2 separate regions of the Homo sapiens genome follow, and region 1 is linked to region 2. Evidence: read pairs that join two places in POLR2A ChIA-PET (ENCODE). Cell type or tissue: endothelial cell of umbilical vein. All regions are shown on one strand. Region 1 overlaps TLE1 (TLE family member 1, transcriptional corepressor). Region 2 has its middle 290 kb from the start of TLE1.

What was found. ChIA-PET counts read pairs that join two places held together with the same protein. Peaks named below come from ENCODE experiments on the same cell type or tissue, not always from the same donor. Only the 100,000 strongest peaks of a DNase experiment are listed, where the experiment ranks them.
Region 1: POLR2A ChIA-PET joins it to region 2 with 6 read pairs; 1 of 35 experiments calls an interaction of 5 or more read pairs at or near these places.

What each region holds. Positions count from the first base shown.
Region 1 is chr9:81,680,934-81,684,933 of GRCh38, forward strand. All of the region lies in intron 4 of TLE1 (TLE family member 1, transcriptional corepressor), which reads right to left. Among named protein-coding and RNA genes, the nearest start is that of TLE1, 6.6 kb to the right of the region's middle. RefSeq lists an enhancer at 3,362-4,000. In endothelial cell of umbilical vein, no CTCF peak of the experiment used is centred here; a DNase peak (open chromatin) is centred at 2,088; H3K27ac peaks cover 696 bases.
Region 2 is chr9:81,392,841-81,396,840 of GRCh38, forward strand. No RefSeq gene overlaps it. Among named protein-coding and RNA genes, the nearest start is that of TLE1, 290 kb to the right of the region's middle. RefSeq lists an enhancer at 1,761-3,111. In endothelial cell of umbilical vein, no CTCF peak of the experiment used is centred here; a DNase peak (open chromatin) is centred at 2,211.

The DNA of each region.
Region 1 (4,000 bases), 290 kb after region 2:
AAAAAAAACAAAAAAAACACTAAGGTAAAATTTGCAAAAGAGTAAAAGAATCACATCTAAGGAAATATCCCACAGGTGAGTCCCTAACAGTCCCATCTAAATACTTTTTTAAAAACCCACTAAAGAACAACGCATTTTTCTAAGAGAAATTTTAAAGCACACATCAAAACTGTAAAAGCAGTTTCACTCCAAAATTTACATGGCCTGAGATGTTGCTTGCTGAAATATCACATGGAGCTCTTTCCCTTTCCCAACCAGGATTGCAGAATATATCATCCTTCCTTTCAGATTTTCAGAGCTAGTCTTTTCATTTATTTTTAAATGCTTCACCATCGGCCGGGCACAGTGGTTTATGCCTGTAATCCCAGCACTTTGCGAAGCCGAGGCGGGGGGAATCACTTGAGGTCAGGAGTTCGAGACCAGCCTAGCCAATATAGTGAAACCCCATCTCTACTAAAAATAAAAAATTAGCCAGGCATGGTGGTGGACTCCTGTAATCCCAACTACTGAGGAGGCTGAGGCAGGAGAATCGCTTGAACCTGGGAGGCGGAGGTTGCAGTGAGCCGAGACTGTGCCACCACACTCCAGCCTGGGTGACGGAACGAGATTCCGTCGCGCAAAAAAAAAAAAGAAAAAAAATTCTTCACCATCCTGGAGAGCCCAGTGCTCTCACTCTGCCCATTCTTCAGCAGAACACAGGCACAAAGTGACTGATCAAACTCCCTCCCCATCACTGGGTCTCCACCAGGATTCCTGACTTGTTTCTTCTTAAACATACTTTAACCTGAGGACAGTACTGCTCAGTAGTTTTATCTACCCATGGCCTGTGACCCTCCTCTCCCCAGAAAGACCAGTCAGCGGCACTGCTGATTCTCCTAACTTTTAGAACATACATTCAGTCCTGACATGTCTTACAAATCATGAAGTTCATCAGCACAAAGAGTCAGAACTGAAGAGGCAGGCACTAGGGAGACATGGTCCACCTCATCTTCCTGATGGCAGCATGAGGGGATAGGAAGAAGCACAGACAGGCCGGGTGTGGTAGCTCATGCCTGTAATCCTAGCACTTTGGGAGGCCAAGGTGGGTGGATCACTTGAGGTCAGGAGTTCGAAACCAGCCTGCGAACATGGGTGAAACCCTCTCTCTACTACAAAAAAAAGAAAAAAAAAGTTAGCCGGGCATGGTGGCGGACACCTGTAATCCCAGCTACTCCGGAGGCTGAGGCAGGAGAATTGCTTGAACCCAGGAGGCAAAGGCTGCAGTAAGCAGAGATCGACCACTGCACTCCAGCCTGGGGAACAAAGCGAGATTCCATCTCAAAAAAAAAAAAAAAGCAGCAGCAGCAGCACAGACAACCCTGGAGGAGGCAACCCAACTCAAGCTTCAATAGATGCGTGGCCTTGAGCAAGTCCCAGACTCTGAACACGTGCACACAGCTGTAGGCAGAGCAAAACACCTACCCAATCTACTCTGGAGGATGCCTATGGAGGTCACAGAAGACAAATCACATTGAAAACTGTTCATTACTGTGCAAATTAAAGCCACCAATGACAATTTATAGCATGGCTTCATCAGCATGCTGAAAAGATAACATGAGTGGGCTAAAATAAGGTTTATGTGTGCATTTACAGTACATCTTGTTCCCAAAAATATCAAATGAGGTAATATCAAACCATATGACAGACAAAAACATTTAAAGATCACGCCACCACACACACTAGGCACAGCTAGGCAAACCACCAGGCTCACATCAACTTGCTGTTTTTTAATGCACCCTAACACTCTGATGGTATCAGAACTGCCTCAATTTTCCATGAGACATTGTCTACCTCTACTGTATAGAGATATCTAGAGTTTACCATCCACACAGATAAAGATGGGCAGACAGGGATCTATAAAGGGCTCCAAGAAAAAAATATTCTTAGTGCTACCATGAAAGACTTAAGTATCTATTACCATTCCTGTTTCATTGCCTTTTCGGTAACCCGCCACAAACGGGAGCAGAGAAAGTAAAGGCAAGGCTTATCAGGAAGTGTTGACACAACCTAAACACGGGCTGTGGGCACCACACCAGGAAAGGAAACCACAATTATACCATTCTTGATTTGGATGCACTTTCACTTTAAAACTTCCAGACAGGAAAGTCAGCAGTGAGATTTGACACTGAAATCTCTAGAACTCACTCCGACAAACCCGTTGAAAGGTGGGAAGGGAGAGCGGTCGTCACACTGGAGACAAATCTTAACAGCATTAAAGCTCTCTGTACGGAAAGTTTCCCCATCACTGCATTTTTTTTTTTTTTTTAGTAACAAAGATGTTGTCAAAAATGACAATTTTTTGTGTCCCCTGATGATGCCTTGCTAGCATTTGGTTATAAGCCATAAAGCAGGAATAATTTCAGCCTGTCAGGAGTCTCGCTAATGCCCAGTTTCCCCCTAGAGAGAATTCCTGTCAAATCTAATGAGAGCTCCAAAGGCCCTCTCTACAATATAATGAGCACTTAGGCCATGCTGGTGATCAGGCGGCAAAAAGCATCAATTTGAGCTTGGCTACACCCTGGGGGCCAGACGTCACCAGTTTTAATAAGAATTATGATTACTAGCTGCACCAAATGCCTCCTCAGAACTTATTATTAATGTGTGACATTCAGAAGGATGTTTTTCAAATGTAAGTCCACTTTAAACTGAATTATAGCACTACTTTGCACAGCACTCTAGTTAAGGGTCTGTCAGCATTTCCAATATCAACTAAATTTCAGGAGGCTCAGTACCCTACTATGAAGAACATGGTGTCTCTCAGCTTTTCACGTTTTTCAAATTGCTAAGCCAATTATACACAGCATATTATTAATGCATACAGGCTCACGGACAGACAGTATATAGCCACAAATGCCTCACTCTGTATAGAAACTCATTAGAAAACTATTCTCACACCATGGTGCTTCTGACCCACTTCACCCCTTCTCCCTACATGATAAAGAAGAGGTCATCCCGCCACATAACCTACAGGAACCCAGAAGAATTACACACCTCTTTTAGCTCCTCCAATAAACCCAGCACCAGCATATAGCATCACACTGAGGTGGTGTTCCCTTGTAAAAGAGTCAATGAGGTTATTAAATCCTTTGAGTTTATGGGTTTAAGAAAAAGCTCAGTCTCCTCTTACTCTTCCATAATATCTGTTATCCAAAAAAAAGTGCCCTTCAGAGTAAATTAAAAAAAAAAAAAAAGATTAAACCGCCTAGGCCAAGTTTATTTGCATAATTCACTTAAATGACGATAGATGTTAGCCACAGATCTTCTAGCCCATTTACTATCAAGAAGTTACAAGTGCCTGAATAAGGCACTAGCCACTGAGAAACACACAAAAACAAAGGCACAAACCCAACATAAAGTAGGCTACCAACTTTGTAAATCATAGTAAAATCTGCATTTTTAAAGGCCCAATTACATTATTAATAAAAGGCCCTGAAAATCACAATCTCTTTCCAAACACAAATCTGAGAACAGATCTAATGTACACGATAACTTAACATTATGAAATCTATGATGAATTAAAAATCAAAGAGTGCGGAGTTACAAAAGCAGAATTCAACTCTGAAACACACTTGCTTAATGAAAGTCTTTGAATATAAGGAAGATCTGAAGGCTGAACTAATCAATTTCTCCACTGTGCCCCAGCCGGTCAGCCATGCTCTTTAATTTAATGAAACAAGGGTTTGAGATGAAATAGCACATATACATCAAGTAAGAATTGTATTGTTGCACTTTGAAATGTGTCCAACTGTGCAACTTCATCTGATGATAATTTTTTAAGAGGCAATCGATTTCTAAAAGACTTATTGTACCAGCGTCTTGATGAAAAAGTGAATGTCAGCGTATCTCCAGAATACTTACACCCTGCCATTAATGCTTTCTTTGGCAGACAATGACTACTCAATCGAGGGTCCTTTGGGCTGAGCAATCATTTAGCTTTTCTTCTCTTATGAGGTCCTTAGTG
Region 2 (4,000 bases):
AGTTTTGATTATTCCTTAGTTTTGAACATTCAAATGACTAAATCAAGGATCTTTTTGCAAAACAAAGGAATTGTGGAACTGTGTATTAGTGGAGAATGAACGGAAAAGTCTGTGGTTCCTGTAGTTTTCATGGGGTGAAGAGAAGAGATAGAATAGGAGATGATCATCAGTGAATAAGCTTCAACAACAGTGGGAGACACAAAGAACTGAAAACAGAACTATTATTCGACTCAGCAATCCCATTACTGGGTATATACCCAAAGGAAAATAAATCGTTCTACCAAAAAGACACAAGCACTTGTATGTTCACTGAAACACTATTCATAATAGCAAAGACATGGAATCAACACCATGGAATACTACACAGCCATAAAAAAACAAGGAGGGGGCAAGGGCTGAAAAACTACCTGTTGGGTACTATGCTTAGTACCTGGGTGACAGGATCAACAATACCCCAAACCTCAGCATGACTCAATATACCCCTGTAACAAACCTGCACATGTACCCTCTGAATCCAAAATAAAAGTTGAAATTTTAAAAAAAGAAAGGATGTGGAAAGCCAAAATAAAGCTGATATTTTATTTGCATCATGGGCCATGCTTGTAAAACATACAGTTTACCCAAGGAACATAATCCTAGAGAAAGGCATGAATCAAACCAAAATAATGTATGCTAACGATGGTAATAGCAGAGTGGGTTATTAGAAGCAGAAATAAAGTGCTACAAAGACAAGATCCCAATGACTAGGATAAGAATGCCCACGAATCTCCGTGCACTGCAGGGAATCCCATGGTTACACGGAAAACATGAGAAGGGAGCCCAGAAAGCTATGCCACGAGATTAAATCCGGGTCCTAGCTCTGCCCCTAATGTCTAGTGCAAACTTGAGCAAGACCCTAGCCTCCCTAAAGGTCAGTGTCCTACCAGGAAAATATAACAAGAATGCATGGGATAGCGGGGCATACACTCCAAAGCAGTTTACAAACTGGAGGCCCAGATGCTCTATCAGACCCACAGATATGTTGTGTTTGGCCCATGCAGTGCTTTAAACTATATAATATCACTTAATACCAGCATTGAAAAAAGAAGCAGATTTCTCATTTAAAAAGAAAAATCTAGATTCCCAGCTTTTTTTTTTTTTTTTTTTTTTCGAAAAACCAAACATTTGGAAACACCGGGCCCACACTCTGCATGACAACATTCTGTAGCTTGGCATTGGCTGGCCTCCTCCAACATGGGTTTGGGTGCTCCAGTTCTCCACCATCCCCACCAGGCAGGCTGCAGTCACTTGGGAAATCTCATTGAGTCCTGTTGGCACCCTCCTGTTTGACTTTGCTCTAAAGCATTACACAAGTGTTGGCTGTTACTACCTGTAAAATGAGGTCACTGGAATGGATGACTTACTTCTGCTCTGAGAGGCTATAATTCCAGTCCATAAGATGGGTTCTTTGGTCACTTTTCCCAAAAAGGTATAAAATGATCACCCAAAATCCCAGGGTGGTCCATGTCCCTTGAGTGTGGTATAAAGGCCATAAAATGCTCTGAAAATCAGGCATTTGTACTGCGAGTTGCAGAAAGACTTCAATAAACTACAAATGTAGTTTTCCACTGGGCAACATTTAGACACTGACTTTAAAAGCAAATAGAAAGTGGAGATGAGGAAAGAACAAAGTTACCACCGACATTAAGAGACAGAGGCAGGACTCCAAGAAAGGAGGGGATTGGAGGGAAAATAAACATTCGCCATAAGAGCACGAATCCCAAGTGGCTCATCCAGAGAAAGGAGCCAAGAGTTTATAGTACTTTTTGGGTTGTTTTATTTATTTTCCCCCCCACAAGATATAAATCAATCTATTTAGATAGGGATGGTTGAGAGAACACATTTTATTGCTGTGGATAATTTCCCCAGGGAGAGGATCATTTTTGTTTCACTCCTAACTTTATCTTTTGGTTTTGTGAAACCCCAGAAGTTTATGAAAAGTTGTCCAGATGAGGACACAGAAATTAGCAAACTATTCCCATCTTTAATTCACATAAAAGTGGAAACACATACCCCTGCTCACACACACACAGCACTAGAAACCAGGAAAACTAATTGAGTGCCAAGCACTCTTGTACCCTAAGGATATATATATATATTTTGGTAGCCTGAGGCTGCCAGAAACTTTGCCTGCTGAATGAATTATAGAACAGGAAGCAGATGGGCTGTGTATATGAAACAACCACTATCTGGCATGATGTGCTGTGCAATTTGGCTGCAAAGATTAAATTGAGCTATTGAATGTTTAATACACTATGCATAACAAATACAGCCAGAGCCACAAAACAGCATAAATTACAGAATTGGTATTCACACGGCCTTTCCCAGGAATCAATACACTGCCACCGCTCATAAGAGTCTGTTGTTTAATACACATAAAGAAGAGAAGAATTCTTCTATTAAAATGAGTTATCTGGGCTATTTACCAAAGGCAGTGATTTAGCAGTGGTAAAGTCTATGTAGTGCTGTTGAATGCAGATGATAATACTCCTTGTCCTTGTCTGCCTGTTTCATTGCGCCTATCAGTTGCTGGGGCTGTGAGTCCCTTGGGTACATTAGCAGTCAGCCCAGGAAGTGTGTTTAAGTAATGGACATAATGTTCACATTTGCTAGACCAGCCTTCTCCCTAATCATGAATTATTCTTCCCCAAGGCTCAATTGGAACATTACTTTAGAAGCAGAAGATTTAATCCTTTTCAGCTGATTGGAGGGAATGATTACAGTATTATTTTCTTGTACAGGCTGTCTCCAGTGAAGGTGCCTTTTTCTGTCCCCATCTTTAATAGGCAGCAATCTTTATTTCCCTGGAGGGAAATGGCAATGAATTCGAAATGGGATAAATCTTCAGGAATGCAAGGTGCTGAAGCTGTAGATCACTGCTGGTTAGTTAATTAGTTTAGCCCTCACTTGTTTCATCTCCAAGACAGAATACCTTGTAACAAGGGGCACCGTGGGTAGGTGGGTGGGTGGGAAGGTAGGAGGAGTGGGAGAGTGTAGGAATCGGCTGTAGGTGGACAACTAATCAGACACCTTCAAGTGACCAGGCCCCCGCAGATTCCCACTGGCTACAATCAGTAAAGGAAGCAGTATTTGCTTTACTCCAATTGTTCTGACTTTTGAGAACAATTCAAGTTACTGTAGCTTGTAGAAATGGTTAAGGAAGAGCAAGGCAGAACAGTGTAAAAGATGAGACTGAATGAGATTGGAGTTATCACCCTAAAAGGATATTTACATACAGGGCTAGCCCCAGACTAAGCTCTGGGATGGAAAAAAAAATGTCTACACATTCCTGGTGAATGCTCTTTAAGCACCGCTGCGCAGTGAAGTAATAAATAACAATTGACTCCATTGTTTTTTGGTCTTAGTGTTGTTATTGTTGTTTATTTTCATGTTTCCAGAAAGGGGGAAAAATGTGGCTTAGAAATTAATTACCTTGGGTTAGAAGATCTAAGCCTCAGACATATCTTCCTCCCCCCCAACCCCCGGCCCCCCTAGCCCTTCTGATAGAAAGGCCTAGCTGAGCAACCTTGGATTCTTCTGAAGTTTGGTTTCATGGGGAGCCCCTACCGCATCCCCTCCACCCATCACCTCTTTTCTGTTTTTTTTTTTTATATAAATAGCAGAGAAAGAAACAGATCAAACGTAAAGAGATGAACTGAATTATAACGAAGTCCTTGATGGCTAACACGTCTTGCATCTGATTTAAAGCCGGAAGCTCCCACGTCTAGCTGCCTGTGATCTATTTAGAATGAAACAAGGTCATGCTGCCTTGGCCCTGATTATAAATATATTACGTTTAAGTGATGAATGCCGCATTCAGAAGGAACAGGAGATCAAGAGTGCCTGAGGCTGGCGCTTTCCAATCTGTCCTCATTGCCAAGTCAGAGACTTAAAATAAACATGCTTTTAAATGAATGCTACGGAACCACGTACAGAGGTACAGGGATGATCTTGTTTCTAA